Linked DNA regions of Mus musculus: all the other regions are linked to region 3. The links are chromatin loops, found by intact Hi-C in ENCODE. Cell type or tissue: left cerebral cortex. All regions are shown on one strand.

Region 1 (8,000 bases), 430 kb before region 3:
AACAGGACACAGCCCTGGGGTACATGTTTATGTGAGTAATAAAATATTTACTATAACATAAATATAAAGGGAACTTCCCAGTCTACATTATTATTATTTTTTGCAATAAAGATACAAAGAGAATGGACCAAAACATTGTTCTGAAAATAATAAAAAATAAAAACAAAATTTAAGCTGAAACCTTAACAAACAGATGAAGAAATGGTGAAGGGGGAAGCTCCAAACACATCCAGAAAATAAATAGAGATGGGTCAGAAATTAGGAAACCATATTAAAATATCTTTTTCGGTTTAGTCGGGCATACAAACCCTTTAGGATGGGGAGGGAGAACAACCCAGAAAACCAAAAAATAAAAACCAAGCACAAAGTGTTTCTTCCCCCCCTGCCAGTGTGTACATATCTCACATATTTACATGGTTCCCACCTCACCCCAAATTTGGAGAATTTCTCCCCAGGGTTCCCCCAGCATCCCGCATCCCGCGGGGGCCGGAAAGAGAGCAGGGGGAAGCGGTAGGGAAACAGGCGCAAGGTTCTTGGGGGGAACGGGTTTATTTCTACAGCTAGTTAAAAAATAGTTCCAACTTTTCCAAGTTTCGTTCGTTAAGGCCAGGAGGGGCAAGGCCCGGCGGGGAAGCAGTGGCCCGCGATGCGTGCTCGGTCTTGCGGGTGGAGATGCCCCTTCCCACCCGGGTGTGCGTGGGAGCGCAGACCCTCTCTGCTAGGCCAGGAACCGAGCCGAGGGCTCGGGTAAAACGAAACGAAAAATGAACACTCAAAAAAAATTTTTTTGTTAGTTTTTTTTTTTTTGTTTTTGTTTTGCGTTCTTGAAGGAGGAGAGGGGAAGAGAAAGGGAAAATAAATTAGGCTAGATTAAAGCTTTGGCTATTTCCTGCTTTTATACACAGATGCGGCTCTCGCGGCCTCCCCTCTGGGGCCCCGATAAATACAGCATACAGCGATTTAAATTAAGGGCGCGGGCGGAGTTAGAAGGACCCCAGGAGCCGAGAGGCTCCACGAATAAATAAAAACCGTAAAAAACCAAGCCCGGAGAAAAGGTGAGGGGGTGGGGCGCGTCCAGGTGCGAGAGAAGAGGCGCGGAAAGAATAAAGTGACAGCCCCCACCCGTGACCTGCAGGCTACAGGGAGTCCGCGCCCGGGAGAGCTGCTGGGGACTCTCCTCTCTTCGTCCATTCTCCCGGGGAATCCCTAACCCCGCACCGCGTTACCTTTCGCTGTGGGGAGGCCGCTGCCGGGATCCGGCCCCGAACAGCCCAGGGGCAGGGGCGGGGGTCGTCGAGGGGATGGGGATAGGGAGCAGGCAGTGGGCACAGGGCGCCCAGAGTGAGTTGGCGCATTCTGGATCTTCCGCTGCTCTCTCCCGGGACTCGGGCGACACAGCCTCTCGGCCGCCTTTCGCCGCTCGCTGGAGAGAGGGGTCGGTCCCGGGTGTTTGGTTTTGTTTAAAAGTTTCTGAGCTTTTTTTTTTTTTTTTTTTTTTCCTTTTTGTAAAATCCAAAGCAAAACCGAATAAACAACAAAAAGAGTCCAGGCCGCGCGCGCTAACTGCGCGCCGGAGGCACCGCTGCGCCGGCGGGGAACCCAGTCCGCAGGGTCACTGCACAGAGCCGGGCAGTGTGTGGTGGTGGTGGTGGTGCAGCGCGGCCGGCGGGGGTGGCGGGGGCGCAGAAGGTGGCGACGCGCTGCCCCCGCCAGGCCCCAGCTCCCCAGGCGCATAAACGTCGTCCATGGGCGGGTGGCCCGCGCCGGCCGCGGGGGTCATGCGCTTCTCCTTCTGCCGCCGGTTGCAGAACCAGACACGCACCACCTCCTTCTCCAGTTGCAGGCTGTCGGCCAGGCCGGTGATCTCGTGCGCAGACGGCTTGGGACACTTGAGAAAGTGGCTCTCGAGCGCGCCTTTGACACCCACCTCGATGGACGTGCGCTTCTTGCGCTTGCGGCCCTGCGCCGCGATCTTGTCCAGGTTGGTGGGGCTGCCGCTGGACGAGTCGGTCTCCTCCAGCCACTTGTTGAGCAGCGGCTTGAGCTTGCACATGTTCTTGAAGCTCAGCTGCAGGGCCTCGAAACGGCAGATGGTGGTCTGCGAGAACACGTTACCGTAGAGGGTGCCCAGCGCCAGTCCCACGTCGGCCTGGGTGAAGCCCAGCTTGATGCGTCGTTGCTTGAACTGCTTGGCGAACTGCTCCAGGTCGTCGGAGCTGGGAGCATCCTCGTCCGAGTGCTCGCCCACCGACGAGCCACCACCGCCCGCGCCCGGGTGCAGGTGCGCCGCCGCCGCGTGCAGGCCGCCCGCGTGTGCATGTCCGTGTGCGTGTCCGTGTGCGCCCAGGTGCGGTGGTGGCGACGGCTCCAGCTGTGCCTCGTGGCCGTCCTCGTGCAGTGCGTGGTGCAGGCCGGGTCCCGCGCCGCCGCCTCCCGCCGCCAGCATCCCGGCCAGGCCGCCGCCGCCGCCACCGGGGTAGGCCGCCTGAGCGTACAGCCCGAGCGGCTGGGGCTGGTGACCCCCGCCGGCCCCGGGCGACGGCGACATGGCGGGGCCCAAGTGGTGCGCTGTGCCGCCTTGTGCCCATGCCGCGCCCGCGTGGGCCGCCCCTTGGTGCACCAGGCGGGCGTGGAAACCGCCGCCACCGCCGCCGTCGTCAGCTCGGCCGGTACCGCCACCGCCTGCCTTGCCGTGTTCCAGGTGCGGGCCGCCCGCCCAGTCGCCGCCGCCGCCTCCTCCCGTGGGTAGCCATTGAGGGTGCGCTAGGCCCACGGGGTGGCCCGCGCCCGCGCCCAGCCACTCGTGGTGCATCAGCTTCTGCACTTCGCGGTACGCGGCCCCCGCGTGCAGCCGCTCGGCCGCCGCTGCCGCCGCCGCGGCGGCATCGGGATGCATGAGCGGCCCTGTGCCCCCAGCTCCGCCGCCGGGGCCCCGCGGCAGATACTGCGCGGTGGTGGCCATGCCGCCCCGCGCCCTGCGCCGCCCCGCCGCCGCCGCCGCCTCGCTCCGTCTGCGGGCCCCGCCGCCGCGCTCCGCCGGCTTAAAGCCCGGACCCGCTGGGCGCTCCGGAGCCCCACCCCGCCCGCCGCCCATTGGCTGCCCGCGGAGCCGCCTCCCGCCTCCCGGCCCCGGCCTCCTCCCCCCGTGCCCGCCCGCCGCCGGGGCCTGCAACCCGGAGCTCGCTATTGGGTCTCGCTCCCGGGGTCCCGCGCGCCGGCAGTGCTGATTGGCCGCTGGGGCTTCATTCATGACCCCCACCACCACCGCCCGCGTACACATTCACGCCCCGGGGGCGCGGCCGCCACGTGGGGAGTGGCGCGGGGGTGGCACTGGGACCGCACCCCCTCCGGTCCCGGCTGCGTGGGCCCCGCTCTCACCGCAGCGCGGGAGACTCGGAGCCCGGTCGGTCCCCACGTTCCACACAAGCTCAATTTCCGCCTGCATCCCACTGGGGCGGGCGGGGGATTGCGGGCTCCGGGAGGCGCTCGGGTTCCGAGCAGAGACTCAGCCCCGCACTCTTCCCTGCGCTGCGCCTCTGCCTGCGGGCCAGGATCCCGCGAGTCTGGGCTGCAGCGAGAGCGAAGCTGCGTGGCTTCCCGGCTCGGTACCGCGCGGCTGCTAACCTCCGGGGCCTCGCCTCCTGCGGCTGCCAGGTCGCATCGCGTTCTCCCAAGGTCTTGGTTTTCCCTCTACTCCCTCTAGACTCAGCGCCACAACTAGCTGGACCTCTGCAGTCCTGAAAGTGCAGCAGGCACGGACAGATTCGGATCGGCTTGGGCTTCACGCCTCTCGCCGGCTCGCCTTCCTTTCCCTGGGCACCGAGGCCAGGTGAGTACCGCGTGGGCAGTGCTGAGCCAGGACAGTGAGCCGCTGAGCCTGTACGCGGAGATGCAAGCTCCAGGAACCAGTTGGGCTCCAGGGTTCTGGAATGAGAGAACCTCGGGGTGGAGACTGGTTCCAGAGAAAGCGCCACCAGTGGGTGGGGAATGGACACTGGGCCCTGTCCTGCGCTGCTGTAGCCTTTTCGTGTTGTTTTCCTCCCAGCTGGAACCGGTGGTCTGTCGGCAGCGCTGGTTGTGCTGGGGTTATGCCGCCCGGAAACTTGCAGAATAGGATTTGTGGACTGACTTAGGGAAGGACAGTTGGGCACCTCGGAAATCCAATGTGCAGGCTGGCAGCTGGCAGCTGGCAGCTGTCTAGCCTCCCGTGGAGTCAACTCGGACTTGTCTGATAGGGAATTGAGTTCGAGGTGTCCTTGTTGGAGAAGTGGACAGTGGGATGCGGCCAACTTCTTCATCCCTGTCCTTGTTTTGTGTCTCTCCTAAGGATCCTGAGTGGAGGGGGCCTCAGTTGGAGCTGGTGTGTGCTTCCTCAGTCTGCATGCCTCCGTACTTCTGCCTATTCCTCTGCTGGGCTTCTGTACACTGCTAGACCTTCTTCTGCTTCAAAGTGATTCAAAGATTTCTGGGTGCCGAGCTGGGGACCTAGCTAGGACCTCACTGGACAGGAATCTACTCAGGACTGTAGAATGAAGCCTATGTATTTGAAGACGAGAGAGAGAGAGAGAGAGAGAGAGAGAGAGAGAGAGAGAGAGAGAGAGAGACAGAGACAGACAAGGGCTCTAAAGGCAGCTGCTGTGGAGATCATCTAAGAGTGGCTGCGACAGAGTTGACAGTGACAAGAGTTACCCTGTCCTCTGAGCCCTGAATGTCCCAAGTTAAGCACCTGCTAATGGAAGAAGAGGCCAGGGTTGTCTGACTATTTGCCATAGTCCTGAACAGGCATTTTCTACCTGCTGGAGTTATGATGGGTTCCTGTATCTGAACCCAGGTAGGGATGCTGGGTTTTCCTGGATCTTGGCCCAGGAAGCAGTCACCCTGAGGCAGCCCAAGTTCTCTTGGTCCATGAACCTGGCTAAGCTTTCTCCCAGCCCTAAGTGTAGGACCAAGGCTTGAATTCTTACAGCGGAAGTCTCTCAGTCTCTCATGCCAGTCCTAACCAGGCCTGTATTACTCTGAAGATTGGGCTCAAACTGGAACTTCCTCTTGTTTTTCAGTTAAAGTACTCTAAATTTGGTTTTCCTTTTTGTAAATTGGGACTGACCATGGCTTACATTGTATCCCTGTCTCCCTAAGGTGAACAGGGAATGGTATGAGATAGAGGGAGTGCCCCCCTCCCCACACAAAGGGCTTTTATTTGCGCTTTTCTGTTGTTGCAGTTTGCTAGGTGGGCAACTAACTTTCCTCAGTGGGCTGTGCGGTTTGGACCAATTTACTTTTTTTCCTCTTCCAAGTTTGACAGTCTGAGAGTCTATACATCTACCCTGATCCTGCTGGAAGATGGGAAATGTCTGGACAGCAGCAGACAGGTTACGCTGTACAGATTTGAGGTTACCACTCAAAGAACAGTGAGGCATGGTGCTGTTCTGTCCATCATTTGGCTTGTGCCTTAACTCCTGGAGGAGCTAATGACATCATCCTCATAGGATGCAGCAGGGCTAGTCTTACTCATGCCGGTCTGCTCCCCCCCACCCCCATTGCTGTAGTTTGCAAGAAGTGGCAGTTTTGGCCTTCAGGGTAAAGATGGCCTACAGTCTTATCTCTGGCCATGCTTGTGAGCAGGTCAGGACTGCCTGGAAGCTGTGTTCCCTGGTCCGTGCTGAGCGGAGGAGAGTTACCCTCAGGAAAGCAGTACCTAAGCTCTTAGGTTGTTACTCAGCATCTTGGTCCCCAGCCTAAGGCCCCTATAGGCAAGCAGACTGTGTGAATCACTTGCTTCTCGGAGCTGAGGTTTCTCCATCTTACAGAGGAGACAGTGATGCCTGGATCTTAGGATTGCTCTGAGGATGTGATGAAGAATGTCATTTAAGTGTCCTTCCTGTACATAGTAGATGCTGCCCCAGGGATCAGCAGCAGCATGAACTAGGAAAGGTAAAATTCTTAACTTTGCATTGGAAATTTTAGACCCTCTACATTGTAGAGTCTACAGTGAGATGGGTTGAGTCCCACTTTTCCTAGGAATTGAGTTTCCCATAGAAGATGTTGGTATCTGTTTCCTTCTTGTTCTTGGAGATTGCATGGGGCACTGAGGACCGTCATAGGACCCTGGCAGATACCTGTACCAGAATGGCTCATCTCTCCAGGACAGTGGTTCTCAACTTGTGGGTCACAACTCCTTTAGGAGTCAAATGATCCTTTCACAGAGGTCATCTAAGACCATCAGAAAACACAGACATTTCCATTACAGTTTATAACGGTAGCAACATTACAGTTATGAAGTAGCAATAAGAATAATTTTATGATTGAGGGGTCACCACAACATGAGGAGCTGGATTCAAAGGCTCGCAGCATTAGGAAGGGTGAGAACCATGGCTCTAGGATCGTCTCCTTCGCAATCTCAGGGAGAAGTCCTCTTTCTAAACATACTGCACAGCCATGGGGTGAACATGCTACTTGGCTGGTGCACATGGAATGGTGGGGACACGGCAGGAGATGTTCACTCTCACATATACTGAACATAGAAATACAGACATGCAAGTCAGTACAGGGACACACGCATACCAATTCGCCACAGGGACATAATCTTGCATGAGTAGAGGAAACATGCAGTTACACAAAGCAATGCCTGATGGTAAATAAAGCAATGTGTCTAAACAGGGTCAGATATAGAAAGCTCACACAGACTGAAATGGGTCTTCCTTGTCTGACACTAAAATATGGGCCCCTGGGGTCACAAACAAACACAGATTCTTTTTTTTTTTATAAAAAAGTTGGATATTTTATTTATTTACATTTCTAATGTTATCCCCTTTCCCAGTTTCCCCTCTGCAAACCCCACTTACCCTGCTTCTATGAAAGTGCTCTCCCACCCATCCACCTACTCCCGCCTCACTGCCCTAGCATTCCTCTACACTGGGGCATCACTTCTTCACAGGACCAAGGGCCTCCCCTCCTATTGATGCCAGCTAAGGCCCCTTCAGCTCCTTCAGTCCTTCCCCTAATTCCTCCATTGGCGTCCCTGTGCTCAGTCCGATGAGCATCCGCATAACAGTGATTCCTGAGTGGCACATAGTGTTAGTCACACAAATAGGTACACTTTGGTATCTATGAACTCTCTTACCCACCTGAGCAGATACAAAGAGTTCTACCATCTCATAGACACCCTTATCCACTCCCTGAATGAACCACCAGTTCTCAACAAAGGGCCAGAAAGCTGGAAGAGACTGTGCTCTGTCCAGAGTCTGGTCCACTTGCTCTCTCCTCAATGTTAGCCTCAAGGACATAGGAAAGTTCTTTCTTTTTAGTTGTTTTTCCCTCCCCCCTTCTCCTCTTCTTGCCCGTACAGGGCAGCTCCCCAGCTAGACTGCTGCCAGTCTCAGGCTTCCCCGTGGGGCTCCTGCCCAGCTGGCCCCCAGGCAGGAGCTCCTCCGCTTTCCCAGAGTGCCCAGCCTCCTCCAGGCTCTGGAGTGTGACCGAGCGCCTGCTCATTTGACACAGGTCACTGAACCTCCAGCAGATGGGGCCCTCGCTGTGGGGGGCCTTTGAGCTGCAGGGCGGTTGGGGGGTGGGTTGTGGGTGTGGGGAGGGCTCTGTAGGGAGGAGTCAGAGCTAGGCAAGCTCCAGTCTGCAAAACCTGAGGTCACAGACATAGACCTCCACCGAGGCTGCCTTGTGAACACAGCTACACTCTTAAGGCTGTCACCGGCAGCACCCTGGCAGTGATGCACACACTGTTATAGTTCAGTTTCATGTTCCTGATAGGGCAACTTGTGCGGTGACTCATGAGCACAAGTTTGGGGCGGGGGTGGGGGCGGGGGTGGGGCAGGGAGGAGGGATGCAGTCCTGTTTAGTGTCTCTTGGTGGCAGCTGGATCTGGCTGCTTTCCCCTTAGGTCCCTGAGCCCCTTGAGCTTTCTTCTAACCATTAGTGGGGAGGATTGGAAGGGCAGAGGGCAGACTCAGCCGCAGACGCAAACCTTTGTGGTGTGGGGGCAGATTCTA
Region 2 (8,000 bases), 160 kb before region 3:
TGGTTTGGTTCTCCACTGCAGAGGTGTGGGATCTTTCAGCATCCGCCCCTCACACTCCCGGCTGTATATCTCACCTTATCACTGCAGTCCATTTAGTGTGAGCCGTATACTCCCCTCCAGAGGAGAACTCTCACTTAATTAATTTTAGATTTAAAGCAACAAGAAGTCCTTATATTAAAAACGGAGTGGGGGGGAGAACAGCTTGTTAATTAAAATGTCAGTTAGGGTGTTCCTGGCGAAAACTAAGATTAGTGGGTGTTTCCTTTGGTTACAAGCCCTTGTGCTTTGATATTTCATGTGTGAATTTAAGGATGTGCTCGGTACTCAGAGACAGGCAGCATTTCACTATGGCTCCAATGGGCAATTCAGTCTCCAAATTCCATTGTCCCCCTATAGCCTTTGAGATTGTACCCATGACCCATCTGTGTTTGTGTGTGTATGTGTGTGTGAGTGTATTTATAGGTTTATATAGATGCTCATGCTTGTGTGTAAGCATGGTGTGGAGGCCAGAAGTCTATATTGAATGTCTTCTCCAATCACTCTCCACATTATATTTGGAAACCAGTTTTCTACTGAACTTGGAGCTATATGGATCTGCCTGTCTCTACTCCTATACCCCCAACACTGGTGACATAGACATATGCCCACGAGCCTGGCTTTTATGTGGCTACTGGTCTGCAAACTCAGATCCTCCTGTGTTCATGGCAGACACTTTACCTGCTCATCCTTTACCCACCTCCCCTCAGCTCATCCCTTCACCTCTGCTCAGGAGGGTCTTTCCTCTCACATCTGCATTTGCATATGGCAGGCTCTCGTGTCTATAGCCTTTGTAAAGCCTGTTCTCTCTTCAGGGGTGAGTGGCATCGTTCCTGATCTTACTGTGTCTCTTCCTCGGGAATATTTGTCTCTTCCTTCTGCCTAGGAAGCACACTGCTTACATCTTAGGTCTGTTTCATTTTGTTGAGACAGATGATTACTGTGTAGTCCAAACTCCCAGTCCTCTTCCTCCAGCCTCCTAAATGTTGGCTTGTACCACCATGCTAGCTCTCTACTTTAAATCATTATGACGGATATAAATTGTGCTGTGGAAATGTTTTTTTAAATCTCTCCCTTAACTTCTAAGAAGAGTGGGGCCGACGAAGGGTCCTTGTTTGTTGTGCTGAAGGATAAGTGTGTGTGTGTGTGTGTGTGTGTGTGTTGGCTTAGAAAAACTGAGATAGACCTGTGCAATGAAGAGTTATAGAAAGGCCTGGAGTCAAGATGCATGCAGATCTGAGCTGGCTGGCAGCCATACTGCAGAGCCCAAGTAGAGATGGGATGTCACAAGGCAGCTGGAAGTTGAAGAAGCTGGGGAGGTTACATAAATGTTATGGTTTGAATGTGAGACAGCCCTCACAGGCTCACATCTCTGGTCTCTGCCTGTCGTTCACTTCCTCACATTGGCCATGAATGGCAGTCTACCATATGCTTTCTCTGCTGGGATGTTCTGGCCAAGTGCAGGGAGCCAAGCAATCACGGATGGATCCTCTGAAGCCACAATCCCAAATAAAACCTTAATCCATTAGCTGTTTCCATTTGGCATTTTGCAGGGGGGAAAGCAATCAACTCCAAGGAGGAAAGGTTTCTGGGGTGGCAGCAGCACGGGAGGGATCTTGTTGGGTGTGGGAGGGAAAGCGCTCTTTTGCCCTCCACTGAGTCTTGAGTGAAATCCTTCACTGACTAAGGCTTTGTGGAGTTAGAATACATGGTGCTAGGATGGGCTCACAGCAATCACTCTGAATGACCAAGACCCTCTGCTTGCAGACTTGGCAGTCGTCTACCAAGAGTACCACGGATGTTGACAGAAGCTGTGTGATATCAGGTAAAAGCCAAAGAACTCCATGACTGTGGCAATAGCAGTGGTGACTGTCAGGGATCACAGGGTACTCCAAGAAGGCCATACCTCCAAATAGTGCCACTCCCTGGGTCAAGCATGTTCAAACTACCACACATACCATATCAGTTAGCTAATATCACATAACATGCCACTCAAGACTTGGAGTATAAAATACAAAACAAAATCCAGAGAGATGTTCTAGTCACTGCATGTCCTAATTCAGGTTGCTATTGATGTGATGAAACACTATGACCAAAAGCAAGTTGGGGCGGAAAGGGTGTAATTGGTTTGTACTTTCACATCATAGTCTGTTGCTGAAGGAAGTCAGGACAGGAACTCAAGCAGGGCTGAAACCTGGAGACAGGAGCTGATGCAGAGGCCACAGAAGGTACTGCTTACTGGGTGGCTCTGCTCCCTTCCATATAGAGCCCAGGACCACCATCCTAGGGGTGTCCCCACCCACAACAGGCTGGGCCCTTTTCCACATCAATCACTAATTAAGAAAAGGTTCTGCAGGCTTGCCTACAGCCGTATCTTATGGAAGCATTTTCAACTGGGGCTCCCTCCTCACAGATGACTCTAGCCTATGTCAAGTTGACCACACTTTATTTATTGTTGCTGTTATTCTAGATAGCGTTCTGCACTGGCAATCCCAGCATTCCCACAGTGAAATGGGGGGGACAGAAGAATTATCTGGAAGCTTTCTCATCCACCAGCTACCCTGGAATACACAACACCGTGACAAGACAGACTTCCCTCACAAACAAGTTGGATTGGAAGGGCTGACTCCTGAAATTGCCTTTTTCAGTGCACAAGTGCAGTGGCATGCATGTCCCCTATCACATGAATTCTCCTTTGGGCAAGGAGCTCTGACTAGTGAAGGGTATTAACTTCCACTTTGCTCAGGGACCACTTGATGTGTGGCACCTTCTTTGTTCCACAGATCTGAGCTCTTTGTGGGAGTCCCCCCTTCTAGATTAGGAGCTAAGGAGAGATAGATTTCTTCTGGTTTCTTGGCATCCTTCACCCCATCACTGATACCCATCCTTAAGAGGAAGTGTGCCCGTGTGGTGCGTGCATGCTTGCGTGTGTGTGTGTGTGTGTGTGTGTGTGTGTGTGTGTGTGTGTGTGTGTGTGTGTGTGTGCTGAGCAAGCAAAGGAAGTGGAGGTCTGAGAAGAAGAGAGAGGATGAATGACAGAAAGAGAAGGGAGTGAGAGGAGGAGAGGAGTGTGTGTGAGAATCAGTAGCCAGGGTCACACATCTGGTTCTGACCTGCCTCCTACCCCCCATCTCCTGCCCTCCATTCTGCTCTATGGCTCCCCTCCCAGCACTCCTTGCTAGAAGAACCACAGTCTAGGAGCCAATGCTTTCTGATTTAAGGCTCTTTTTTGCTCTCAAGCAGGACTGTGTGGCCCTGCAGGGGTGGGGCAGAGGTGGGAGGTCTCACATTGTGTTGGTTTTTCATTATTCCAGTCTTTGTTACTAGTTTTATTTAATTTGTCATTCAATTACTGTTTACTGACTCTGCTGGCAGCCAACGTGTATTTACTTACTGTGCACTTTGTCTGATTTTCGTAGATTTTCCTTCCCCTCTCGTGGTCTCTGTATTGTTTATTCTATTAACGTATGATTAAGTTAAAAATAACGCAGAGAAAGTTAATGCCCCTTGACCCTTGACACCTGACATTTCATCCTCCAGAGAGAACCGCTGTTGACAGATGGTTAGATATCCTTTCCCTTTTTGTTTTTAACACTCACACAATTTGGATGTGACCCAAATATATCATAGCAGCCTTCAAGGCGGGTTTCTGTTCCACACTCATTCAAAATAACCAGAGTGGGACTCCGGAAGCATAAAGAAAAAATGTAAATCTTTATTGTTGGTTTCCTTAAATAGGTGGTTGGCGCATGGCTTCTTGCTGTGTCTGGAGACACATGTCTGTTCTTCCCCATGTCTCACTCCCAACAGCTGCTAAAAGTCTCTGCCGGTACCTCCCACTCAGCTCTGCTTTCTTCGGGCTGTACCCTCCTGAACTCTATTGACAGGAGTCCTCCCCCCTAAGAACATCTTCCAGCAAGAGCTGCTCCCCCTGAGTGCTGTCTTACAAAAGGCAGACTTGCTGTAGCTTTAAAGAGAAATTTACTGCCTCTCTACATAAATAGGATTGTGTTGTACACACAGTTCGGCTAACGGCTCTGCTCTCCCGAGCTCCTCAGTCTATAAATGCACAGGTGCCTTTGCGGGGCTGGCTACTCAAAGCTACCACTCCAACTTGGGCATGGTGGCCTCATGCCTGTCTGACTTTAATTGCAGCCCTTGGGAGGCAGAGGCAGGAGGATGGTTGAGAGTTTTGAGGACAGCCTGCTTTTCATACTGAGTTCCAGAGCAGAGTCAGGGACACATAGTGAGAGCTTGTCAGAAGAAAAAAAAGGATAAAGCTTTCTTAAGTTCCGGGGTCCTGCTCATGGAGTGTGATTTGTCATTAACTAGTCCCTTGTTGTAGAGCATTGTGGTTGCGCCCCCATTACTACTGAGAAAAGGCCACGATAATCATCCCTGACTTTGAACTTCTATGCCTTTTCTTTCCCCCTCTACATTGACCTCCTAACTTGACCTACATTATGTGTTCTAGCTTCACGTCCACAGTGCTTTCTTCTGAGATCTTTGATCTCTTCTTGCTCCGCGTGGTCTTGTGGGGCACCATAATGTCTCCAGACCCGGGCAAGGCACCTCACCAAACTGGCCACTCACAGCATGCCTTACGGTTGGTCTAGGATAATCCCATCAGTTTCTGCTGTCCATCTGCAGTGGACCTACTCTGCTCTAGCCCCGGGCTCATCCTCTCTGGCACCCTTTGTCTGCAGTCGATGCTTCCAGGGAGATGCAGGCATTTTCTTCATTAGCCAGCTGCTCATCTTCCCTGACCTTGTCATCCCTGTGTGGCAGAGCCTGAGTGATGCTTCTCTGCAATGGCCCTGTATCCTCAGCCAGCCATCTGGAGTGGGGAGACCTGGCTGTTCCTTACTCTCCAGCCCTGAGGCTTTCCCTCTCTCTCATGGACCAGATTTCTGACACACTCACCTCTTTCTTATTTTCCAGCATCCACCCTCTGATGCTGCTCTCGATCCTACAGAAGACTGGCTGGTAAATCTATAGGCCCAAGCTTTGTGCAGGCTGCAGGCAGCTACTCTCTAACCCCCAGCACGTACAGGGAATACTCCATTTTGCCTTCCCTGGGGCTCCCTACACCAAGGCACTTTCTGTCATTTCTGCATTTCTTAGAAACACAAGTTATAAAGATGACAGCTCAGTTGGGGGTCAGGAGTGGGTACTGTAATGGCTTTGAGGTCCCACAGAAACCAACTTGGCCACATCCCAGGGAACTGGAAACTAGGGTTAGAGATGTCACCAGGGGTGAAAGTAACCCCCTCCATATCTTCATGGCTGCTCACCTTTGTATCTCTACCCTTTCACTGATTTAAAGCTGACTGATGCCAGTGTACTGTTGTGATTCTTTTCCTTCAGAGCTGGCGATCAAAGGTTTACTCACTACAGAGACAGTACCAACAACAGGCCGAAGAAACCCAAAGTATACCACCCAAGTACAGCTTAGTGAGATAGATCCCTTTTCTTCATGATTCCATGACCTTGAACTAAATCTTTAAAAAAAATGTTTACTTTTAAAAAAATGTGTGTGCATGTGTGTGCCATACATTTATTGAATTACTTATAGAGGTGTAGGTGAAGAACTATCTATAGGAGCATAGGTGACTCACAGACAGCTATCTCACTGTAAAAACCCACCCAGCCCGGATGACAACTCAAAAACTTGTACCCGCTGGATCACCCTGCCCAACTTGCAGGCAGTTGACCCGAGTCTGCTCTCCTTATTCCATTCAATCAATTACTGTTTCATAGCAAGGAAGAATGGCTTCCTGGTTCTTGTAAGTTTTAAGGACATTCTGAGACTTGTGACTTTCCTTTATTGCCGGAGCCTTATGAGCTGCCCTTACTTCTGAAGCCTTACAAGCTTCCTCTACTTCCTGAGTCTCTTTCCTTCCTCTCCCCTCTCGGAGGAAGTGACTCAGTTCAGCTACAAACTTATGCACAGTCTTTGCTTCCTGCCCACCATGACCCTGGCCACACCCTGGCTCCCACATCTATTCTCAGTCAGTGCCTGCTACGTTGTAAACAGGAATAAGATGACAGCATTTTATTGCATACACAGGGAATGAACAGGAGTTTATGTTTGCACATTCTTGTTTAATTTCCCAACAACCTCTCCAAAACCAGGTACTATTATGTCTCCCATTCTGCAGATGAGGAAGCCAAGGCAGTGCTTTGCCAAGCAAGTAAGTGAACTGGGGCCTGAAACCAGGCATGTTTGAGTGAATATGTGGACACATTAATATATAGAAGCAGTGGCATTTGCTACACACATATGTACATATACAGACAAACATATATATTATATATGTGTGAGTTTGTGGGGTCGAGGGGACCAGTAAGGAAGAGGAGGAAAGGGCAATATGGATAAAGTACAATAATGTATACGTATGAAAGTGTCAGAATGAAAGCCCCTATTTCGTTCATTGACAAAAAGAAACAGAAGTGATTTGAGATCATCTACTCCAGACCCCTGGCTCTCTGCCTAGGGTTGCGACCAACTGGTCCTGGAGCAGCCTGCTATTCTGATGGTAACCTTCTCCCAAGTGAACCGCCAACACTCTCATCCGCCCCCAACATCAGGCATTTGTGTCCCATCATTGTTTTTAGTTTAAGATCCCTCTTCTCCTTCATGCTTCCTTGACCTTGAAGCAAATCTTTAAAAAAAAAGAAAGTTTTTAAAAGGTGTGTGTGTGCACACGTGCACACACACACACACACACACACACACACACACACACACACACGTGGGTACATACATGCCATACCTGGGCAGGTGCCTGAGGAGGCCAGCAGAGGGCGTCAGACTCCCCTGGAGCTGGAATTTCAGATGGTTGTGGGCCACCTGACAATGATGCTGGGAACTGAACTCTGGTCCAAGAACTGTTCGCCCTTTTAACCATTGAGCCATGTTCCCTGTCCCTGAAACAAACTCTTGATTGGTACTGTCTTCTGTTCTTTTGTGACACTCTGTGAAGTATAAGCGTTAAAGTCCTACCTAAATCTTTATCTTTAGATACAAGAAGGAAAAGCAAGCTGCCTCAAAACTCACCCTTGATGTGTTTAGAATGTGAACCCAGAACCCCAGTTGTTCATATAATCCATTAATTTGAAGGTGTAATGGTGTGTCTGGAACCATGGAAGGAATAGGTGTGGCTAAGAAAGGAAGGGAATGAGCAGCAACATTGGCAGAGACACATGCAAAGTTAGGAGGCGCCTCTTCCATTCGGGGTGGAGAGTGGAAGGGGGAGTGAGGGACACAGGAGTCAGCGTGGGGACTGGGGGGGGCGCTGGAGGGGGAATCATAACATGAGATCTCTGAGCTCGTCCTTGTAGCTACAGGTTGAGGGGCTATTCAACTTGCTGGAACAATAATCCTGAACCAGGACCGTTGGTATGCTTTGTATGTAATGTGTTCCCCTCATTAATTGACAGCTTGGTCCCCAGCTGGTGGTCTGGGCAGGGAGAAGTTATTGGATCCTAAGAGCTCTGCCTTCGTCCATAGAGGAACAGGGCAGTGGCTTTATGCAATGGTGCTGTCACTGGAAGTGAGGGCAAGTAGAAGGCGGAGCCTAGTTGAAGGATGTATGGGGGCATGCCCTGAAAAGAAGTGCCTTGCCCTAGGCCCTCTTCACTTCTGTTCCTCCTGCTTCTTTCTTGGAGACCGTGAAATGATCAACCCCCTCTACCCATGCCGCTGCAGCAGTGATGCTCACCTTGCTTCAAGTCTAAAGCAACAGGTCAAGGGAACCCCCGAGCTGAAACAACTCTTTATTTTCTTACATTGTTTCCCTACTTGGTCACAGTAACAAAACAAAACAAAACAAAACAAAACAAAACAAAACAAAACAAAACAAAACAAAACAAAACAAAACAGAAACAAACAAAGGAAGAAAAACAATGACAACAGAGAAAAGCCATCTAACTAACACAGGTGTACCAGGCAACCTGGAACA
Region 3 (8,000 bases):
ATTCCTACTTGCCTATTCTCTCCCTCCCCCTACCTTCTTCTCTAACCCCATAAGCCAAGACTAGGGCAGCTCTTCCCCCACTCCACCCCCACTCCTGACCCCACCCCCAAAATGTTTTCTCCTGAGGATACAGGAGAGGGTCCTTCAGTCCTTGGGGGCACCTTGAGGAGTGAAGCATGCCTTTCTTGCATCAGGGAGGAAGAGTGGCTGGGTGAGAACATGCCTTGGCAGAGAAAAAGCACTCTGATGGTTAGATGCAGTATCTCTTCTAGCATCAAACGGTACCGGCCGGCACAGGCCCAAGACTCTAGACTTCACTGAAAACGCCAGCCAACTCCCTTGAGGCCACAGCAAACACTCCCCACACTCAGTGAGCTCAGGGGACAGGGATGCCAATGAGACAACCCAGAAAGCCCATCCTGAGGGTGCCAGGCCCCAGAGAGACGAGTCCTGGCCCTGTCCCTCTTTACTGTTGAGCATCTCCCACTGTGATCTCAGTGGAAAGATGGCTACGGCTCCAGACCAACCAGGAACCTTTGCGCTCGGCCTTGTGGACACAGCACAGATCTCCAGGGCTGTGCTCTGCACTACAGACTGTTTACCAGGCCCAAGTAGGCACCAGGTACCTCCACAGCCAGCCACCTCTTCTACTTGTTTTGTGGCTCAACTCCTTCAGGAAGATCCTTCTGGTGCAAGTATATTCGGGTGTCAAGGGGGAAGTCACTGTATTGTTTTCCTAGGAATGTCCAGACAAAAGACTGCAAGCAACAGAAAGCTGGTGTCTCTTTTCTGGAAGCTCAGAGTCTAAAGTCAAGAAGTCATCAGCCAGGCCATGCTGCCCTAAGGACTCTCAGAAAGAGTTCTTCACTAGGCTCCTGACTTCCAGTGGGTCCTGCAATCTTTGGTGTCCCTTAACTCATGACTGTGTCTTTCCATTCTATTTCCAGGGCAGCTCTCTCCCTCTCCCTTCCCCTCCCCTCCCCACTGCCCCCTCTCCAGAAAGTCTAGTTTCTCCCAAGGATACAGGAGAGAGATCCTTCAGTCCTTTGGGGCACCTTGAGTAGTGAAGCCACCATAGGTGATCATTATGTAGTACACACCCAAGGGTTGTTGACATTGGATTTGGGGCACACCCTAATCGAGGATGGCCTCAATTTGACCTAAAATTATATCTGTAAAGACCTTGCTCCTGTGAGCCACATTCTGAGGTTGAGGGTGAGCACCAATGACATTATTTAATAGGCCACACTTATCCTGACTTGAGGACCCTATACCAACAGCTGCCTCTGTGCTGCATCCACCAAACACGGCCCAGCCTGTCACAACACTGAGCAGGAGCCATTGGCCCTGCTGGGTATAGCATTGGCCCAGCAAGAAGAGGATTGGGAAGGGCTTGAGGAAATGCTAAGCATTTAGACATAGTCTATAAAGATATCAGGGCTCCTGGATCAGAAACAACAAAGAATGGTGTGCAGAGAGTTGGAAATATGAATATAGGCTCTCTTTAGATGATGAATGTTCATCAGTGTCAAATATCAAGAATTTGACCAAAATATTATGTACATTCAAAACCCAAGGGATTGTTTGTAGAAGTCTTTAGTGATAAAGGATATTGGTGTCTAAAAATCACTGTCAAATGATTAACAGTGTGAGCATGTGTGTGTGTGTGTGTGTGTGTGTGCGCGCGCACACACACACACACACGTGCCTGCACGTGCATATGGAAAGAGGGAAGGTGGCCAAATAGGCAGAAATAAGGCAAAATGTTAACAATGGAAGACAGCTGAAGGGTCTAAGAAATATGTTGCTCTTGTTGTTGTGACCTCCCTGTACGTTGGAAAACTTTCTAACTGAAATAGATCAGGGCAAGGTATGGACAAGAATGGCTCATTAAAAGGAAAATAAAGGTTGTCGAGGTGGCTCAGGGAATAAAAGTGCTTGTTGCTCCAACCCTGTGATCTGAGTTCAGTTCAGTCTTCAAAGCCCAAGTGAACAGACTGGTGACCCTATGGTTAGAAGCACCAATTGGTCTTCCAGAGGACCAGGGTTTAATTCCCACCTCCATGGTGACTCATAATTATCTGTAACTCCAGCTTTAAGGGATTTATCACCCTCTTCTGGTCCCCTTGGACACTGCAGGCATGGGGTGCACAGACAAACATGTGGTCAAAACACCCAAACAAATGCCTGACATGTTGGTATGCATCTGTAATGTCAGGGCCCCCAGCTCTTTGGCCAGTCAGCCCGGAGTACACAGCAGGGCCGAAACAAGAGAGACCCTGACTCAACAAGGCAGAAGACAGGAATTGACTCCTAAAAGGTGCCCTTTGACCTCTACATGTGTAAGAGAGGGGGAGGGGAAACAAAACAAAAAAAATCAATAAGTCTGGAAAATTGTTGCATGAATATGTAACTAAATGTTCCCAGTTTCCAGCGAGAAAAGACTGAGTGAACCTACAAGCGCAGCAGTGACTGAGTAAAAGGAAATTCATTCAAATAAGGAAAAAATTATCTGGAGTTCAAGATGCAGAAAGGCAAGTGGATGGGGGTGGGGAACATAGCAGTGAACACCAGAAGCTGGGTTAGCTGGCTATGGACTGGGTGGGTGTTCTGGACTAGGGTACTAGGTGTGTACTAGGTAGGTGTGCTGAGTAAAGATGCTAGCTGTGTGCTGGGTGGGTGTCCTGGGTGGATGTGCTGGGTGGGTGTGCTGGGAAGGTGTGGTAGCTGTATGCTGGGTAGATGTGCTGGCTGTGTGCTGGGTGGGTGTTGCGTGGATGTGGCCCAAAACTAGAGCTGCTGCTGCTGCTGGAATGTCAGTGGAGACATGGTCACTACAAGATCTAGTCAGCCATCCCAGGAGGTGTCTCTCAAAAGAGTTCCAAGCAGAATTCATTGAGTTCCTACTTGCAGAGGGCAACAAAGCTTCAGCGGTGGGTAAGAGTGGGGATGCTTTGTGCTATCGCTTGTTGGTCATGGGAAATGCTCAAAGACCAAAGCGGGTGGGGGGAAGGTTGGCCTGGATTTTAAGCATCAGAGTGGTTTCAAGGTTACATGCTCACCACACCACACCCACACGCTTATATTCAAATCGTTTTACTGCACTTCAGTGTTTCTATTTATCAGGAAGCACACCCGTGTGGATAACCCCTCCTCAGCACCGAAGCCAAGAAGGTGGTGAAAATCCATCAGATGAGGTGGGCCAGAGGAGAGGCCCCCAAGGCTCAAGGAGAGACATGCTAAGGATTTAAGATAAAAATCGTCAGACACTGGGCACTCATCAGATAGTGAGAAAAACAGACAAACGGAGGCTCTGACTGAATGGGACAGGAAACCAGCCCACAGCCCAGCCTGTTCAATGTTCATTTTCCATGCCAACTTTGGAAGCCCCTGAAAGGATGCAATAAACACAGCTGGAAAGCCACCAGCCAGTATAAGGGTGAGCAGGTAGTGATGAACACCCAGAGAAGAGGCAAAACACTCAAAAAAATGGATCAACTTCTATCAGTCAGACATTTCAGAAAACGGTACACGCCTGTAGTCCTAGCACCCAGGATAGGAGCAACACTAGCCTTGGTTGCATGGTGAATGTGGATTATAGTCTGGCTTAGAGGAAGACCCTGCCACAAAAGAGTCAACTTCTGAGACAGGGGCATGGGGAACACCTGCAGTAATGGAAAGTTACTGGGATGGCTGCTGGCGCTGCAGGTATTCATTTGGGACAGCAGATTGACGGAGGTAGCAGGTTTTGAAGAATAATGTTTCCATACTCAAGTGGATGTCGTCAGGTGGGCATGCATCCAACAGGTGTTGGGGGCACTGGAGCTTGGGGAAAATTCCATCCTGAGAAACAGGTTGAGGATTTACAGAAACGGGGGGCAACTGAAGTCAGGGGAATTGGGGTGGGGTGGGGGAGCACAGAAAGAATGCAAAGCACACTTGACAAGAGGGGAGAAGCCACGCCTGGAGATAGGAAGACCACAGCTTCGTATGAATAGAGAGGGGTTCCCATCGCCTGCCCCCTTGGTCCCAGGCCCTGTTCCTCTACCTTCAACGGTCTAGAAACCATTGCTAGTAAGAACATATAGAAAGCAGAGAACCTGCCTATTTTAATCTTCACTTTAGTTGAACTCAGGGATGAGTATTTTCTTTTTCATTCATAAATACGCCCCATGCTTAACAGGGCCCTGGAATATAAGTGCTTTATAAATATTTGTTGAATGAGTGAATTGATTAATGGATCTTTAAGAACTATTTGGAGAAAGCATTATAATAGCTTTAAATATGGAGCGGAACTACTGAGAGGATCAGGGTGAGCTTGAGGGCCATCTGGAATGTTCCCCAGGGGACGAAATTATACAAAACAAAACGTTGTCTCCCATAGCGCAGAGCAGCCTTGGCATAGCCCACACCACACGGGGTGATATTTAAGGAGAAGCATTGGATACAAAAGGAAGCCAGTTAGAGTAGGCACCGTGGCTCCAGGTCACAGGTAGATGAAGCTTCGTGGAATAGAGCCAAAGAGCCAAGAGGAAATGGAAATTATTGGATGTACTTAAGAAAACCTCAAGTCATCAAAATAGAAGGTCTGCATTATTGAAGCTATATTTGAGAAGTGAGACAGACGGCCCTCGGGAGAATATTGGGTGATGCCAAATCAGCAACTTAGCAGCCCTGGCCCTAGAAACCGGCTCCCTTCGGCCCTTCTCCTGACCCTACAAGCGAGATCGGAAAGCTCCAGCAACGTTGGTCTCCTCCTGCACAACCAGACAGAGCACAGAGGGCGAAGCTCCCTGAAGGGGAACCTCCTACGCCTACCTCGACTTAGCCCGCTCAAGTACACGCAGAGCGCCCCCTGCCGAGCGTATGGTGTTTAATCATGAAAAAGGACACCCTAGAACAGAAATTCCTTGGATCATTCGCATGTAGAGCCCCTCTGTGGGACCCAAAAGGTAAAGGCGAAGCTAAAAGAGGAGCTTGGGAAGACACAAGACTCTGGTTTCCACAGATAAGCAATTTGCTCATCAGGAATCCTACCCCCGACCCCTACTTGTCCTTGCCCTACAATCCAACTAAGAGGCTAGAACAAAAGATTAATAGAAGCTAAAAAAATGTCATGTTCTTCTGTGCTGCGTGTGGACTAAGCCATCACTGCTTTGGCCACACGTCTTCAGAGACTTCTGGGCACAGTGTATTATTTAAAGTTGTTCGTTCCAGCCCGACTTCCAAATGGTCTCAGCGTGAATCTGAGCATTCCGCTCACACATTTCTTGGCTTCTTCGCAGTGTTTTGTCACTTCAGTTGGTTTTAGAAAGTGTCCCCTTCCCCCACTAGATGGGAAAGACTAAAGTCTGACGTAGTCGGTGAGAACCCACCAGGAAGAAAGTGACCACTCAGGGTCCTGTGAAATAATAGAAGAGTATAAAAATGAACCAAACTGGGGGTGGGGGTGGGGGTTGGGAAGACGTAACGTGGGAAGTGACCTGGAAAGATGGGCGCGGAGGTCGGTCAAGTGGTATCTCTATGAAAATGAGTATTCTAACTTTGTTTTTGGTTGATCCACATTTTTAATTTTTCCTTCATTGGGAAACTATGTTATATCGATACATTAATGTGGCATTAATAGAAACACATTGGTAGTTATCACATAATTACTAACTATAGCATCCAATTAAATGTTATTTTAAGAGGGAGAAAATATAATAAAGCTATTTTAATAAAAAATTTTAAATTAATGAGACCTAAGGTAAGATTTCTTACATGCAGAAAAAAAATGTTTCCTCAGTTGTGATAAAAGATGCATACATTTTACCATTCTAATCATTTTAATGTGAATTTTTGTGTGTGTAATTCAGCGGCATTCAGTGTATCCTCCCAAAGCTGCTCAAAGACCACCACTACCACTACCACCACCACCAATTTCTACAAAGATTTCTTCTCTCATCTCAGCTCTTGGTGAGCTGCCTTCTACTTCCTATCTGAAGTCTCCCATTCTACGCAGCCCCTGTAAGTAGACTCTCAGTGCACTGTACAGATCCTTCGAGCAGAGAAATGCTTTCCAGAGTCGTCTTCGTGCATCAGAATGCCGTTTTTTTCAAGCTGAAGGGTGTTGCATCTTGTGCTAATTTCTTCTTCTCTTCAGTTATCCACTTGATGGACACTCTGTGTGTGTTACGCGTACCGCCACTGTCACATGGGTGTGGAGGTGTCTGTGTGTGCCCTACTTTCAGTTCTTTTCAGTGTGTACCTAGCCAAGAAACTGCTGAACTTACAGTAATTCTTTGTTTAATCGCCATACTGCTTTCCGCAGCGGCTGGACTGTTTCATACGGCATGCGCTGGGGCTCCAATTTCTCCACATCTCTGCTGTCAATGCTTGCTAATTTCCTTTTTAAAAATTAAAAAAATTAACATTTGTTTATGTAGGTGGAAGGAGATTAAAGTGTATGTGTGGCGTGTTGTACATGTGGAGGGCAGAGAACAATGTGTCCGAGTTAGCTCTCTTTATCCATGGTGTGAGTTCCAGGAATCAATTTCAGGTTGTCAGACTTGACAGCAAGTGATCTCACCTGCTGAGCCATCTTGCAGACCCCCAAATTTTAATTTTTTTAAAATATTTGCCTACCTAGCAGGTGTGACATAACATTTCTGTGTGGTTTTAATTCTCATCTCCTTAACGACAACTGATACCTTATGTCTTATACTTTTTGACCATATCTTTATCTCCTGTGGGGAAATGTCTTTGGTTGTAGTAGGCTGTTTTATTGTTACTGAGTTATTCTAAATACTAATCCATAATCTACCACCAAACTATATCCCTAGATCTGTTTTATTCTTTTCTTAATTTCGAGGCAGTCCTGGAACCTGAGATCCTCCTGCCTCAGAGCCTTAAGTGCTGTACCATAGATTCTGAGTCACTCTCTAATGTTCTTTGCTGCACAAAAGTTTTGAATTCTGGTGGAGTCCAATTAGTCTCATCTGTCCTTGGATGTGGCACTTCTGGAGTCAGACCCAAATCTGGTGTCATGAACATTATTTTGCTTTCTGCCATCTTACAGTTGGAACTTTTAAGCTTAGGGTTTTGTTGTTGTTGTTGTTACTCATTTAAAATTAATCTTTATATGTGACATAAAGTTAGGATCCATCTTTTTAGAAGGATTTTTATCTTATTTTATTTAAAATTACATGTATTTATTGTGTGTGTGTGTGTGTGGGGGGTTACATGTACATATGCCATGGTACATATGTGGATGTCAGAGGACAACTTTCAAGAACTGGTTCTCTCCTTCTGCTGTGTGAATCCTGGGAATCAAACTAAATCAAGTCCCAAAGCTTGGCCGCAAGCACCTTTATTCAATGAGCCATCTCATCGGCCCCCACTCTTGTCCTTTCCCATGCGACTATGTAAGCCAAAAGAGCCAAGCCATTTGTTGAAAAGGCTGTCCTCTCCCCTGTCAGTGGTCTTGGCCCTGATGAAACTCTCACAGGCTTTGAGAGAATGGCAACAGATAGCGATGCACTCTGCAGCCACACGCGAACAATGAAATCACCATGCCTGTGTGTCTATGACGGAGGGAAAGTGGCGAGCCTGTGTTTATGCAGGACTTCACTGTGTGAGGCAGCAGCTTGAGGTAAATGAGACAGTCCACACTGGAGCTGGGATGGGCTTGGCTCTGCGGTTCACAGGGTGTGTAACGTGTCTCAAGTCGCCTCACCTGCACAGGCCTCAGCTTCCTCATCTGTACAATGGAACCCGTACTGTTCGATTCCTAGGTGAGGAGATTGCCATAACACTCAGCGCACGGTAACTCTGGTGCATAATAGCTACAGCACCCATTACACCATTATTAAGATCATATTATGGAGTGGCTTAGATCTCATTATGTCTGTGATTCCCACATTAACCCCGTGAGGTAAGCGAGGTGATAATCGCAGCCTCATTACAGGGATAATGTCAGGCTTGGAATATATTTTGCTGGACTGGGATCACGTGACAAGGCA

What was found. A loop is a pair of places that touch in the nucleus more often than their neighbours do. Peaks named below come from ENCODE experiments on the same cell type or tissue, not always from the same donor. Only the 100,000 strongest peaks of a DNase experiment are listed, where the experiment ranks them.
Region 1: a loop joins it to region 3, with 2.9 times the contacts of the local background. A loop is called at or near these places in 16 of 42 quality-filtered maps.
Region 2: it touches region 3 in a loop (2.6-fold over the local background); 7 of 42 quality-filtered maps call a loop at or near these places.

The regions. Positions count from the first base shown.
Region 1 is chr4:124,652,669-124,660,668 of GRCm38, reverse strand. It overlaps Pou3f1 (POU domain, class 3, transcription factor 1), which reads right to left and starts at 3,023. Exons shown (of 1, transcript NM_011141.2): 1 at 14-3,023. The coding sequence starts at 2,962. The coding sequence ends at 1,613. Gm2164 (predicted gene 2164) reads left to right here and starts at 3,182. Exons shown (of 11, transcript NR_168006.1): 1 at 3,182-3,829. In left cerebral cortex, a CTCF peak has its summit at 3,990; DNase peaks (open chromatin) are centred at 2,768, 3,239, 3,907, 4,317 and 4 more places; H3K4me3 peaks cover 4,145 bases; H3K27ac peaks cover 1,060 bases.
Region 2 is chr4:124,381,161-124,389,160 of GRCm38, reverse strand. No RefSeq gene overlaps it. Among named protein-coding and RNA genes, the nearest start is that of Gm52719, 32 kb to the right of the region's middle. In left cerebral cortex, a CTCF peak has its summit at 6,834 (motif pointing right); DNase peaks (open chromatin) are centred at 1,381 and 3,836.
Region 3 is chr4:124,225,559-124,233,558 of GRCm38, reverse strand. No RefSeq gene overlaps it. Among named protein-coding and RNA genes, the nearest start is that of Gm40242, 43 kb to the left of the region's middle. In left cerebral cortex, a CTCF peak has its summit at 4,846 (motif pointing left); DNase peaks (open chromatin) are centred at 2,669, 4,830, 5,249 and 6,138.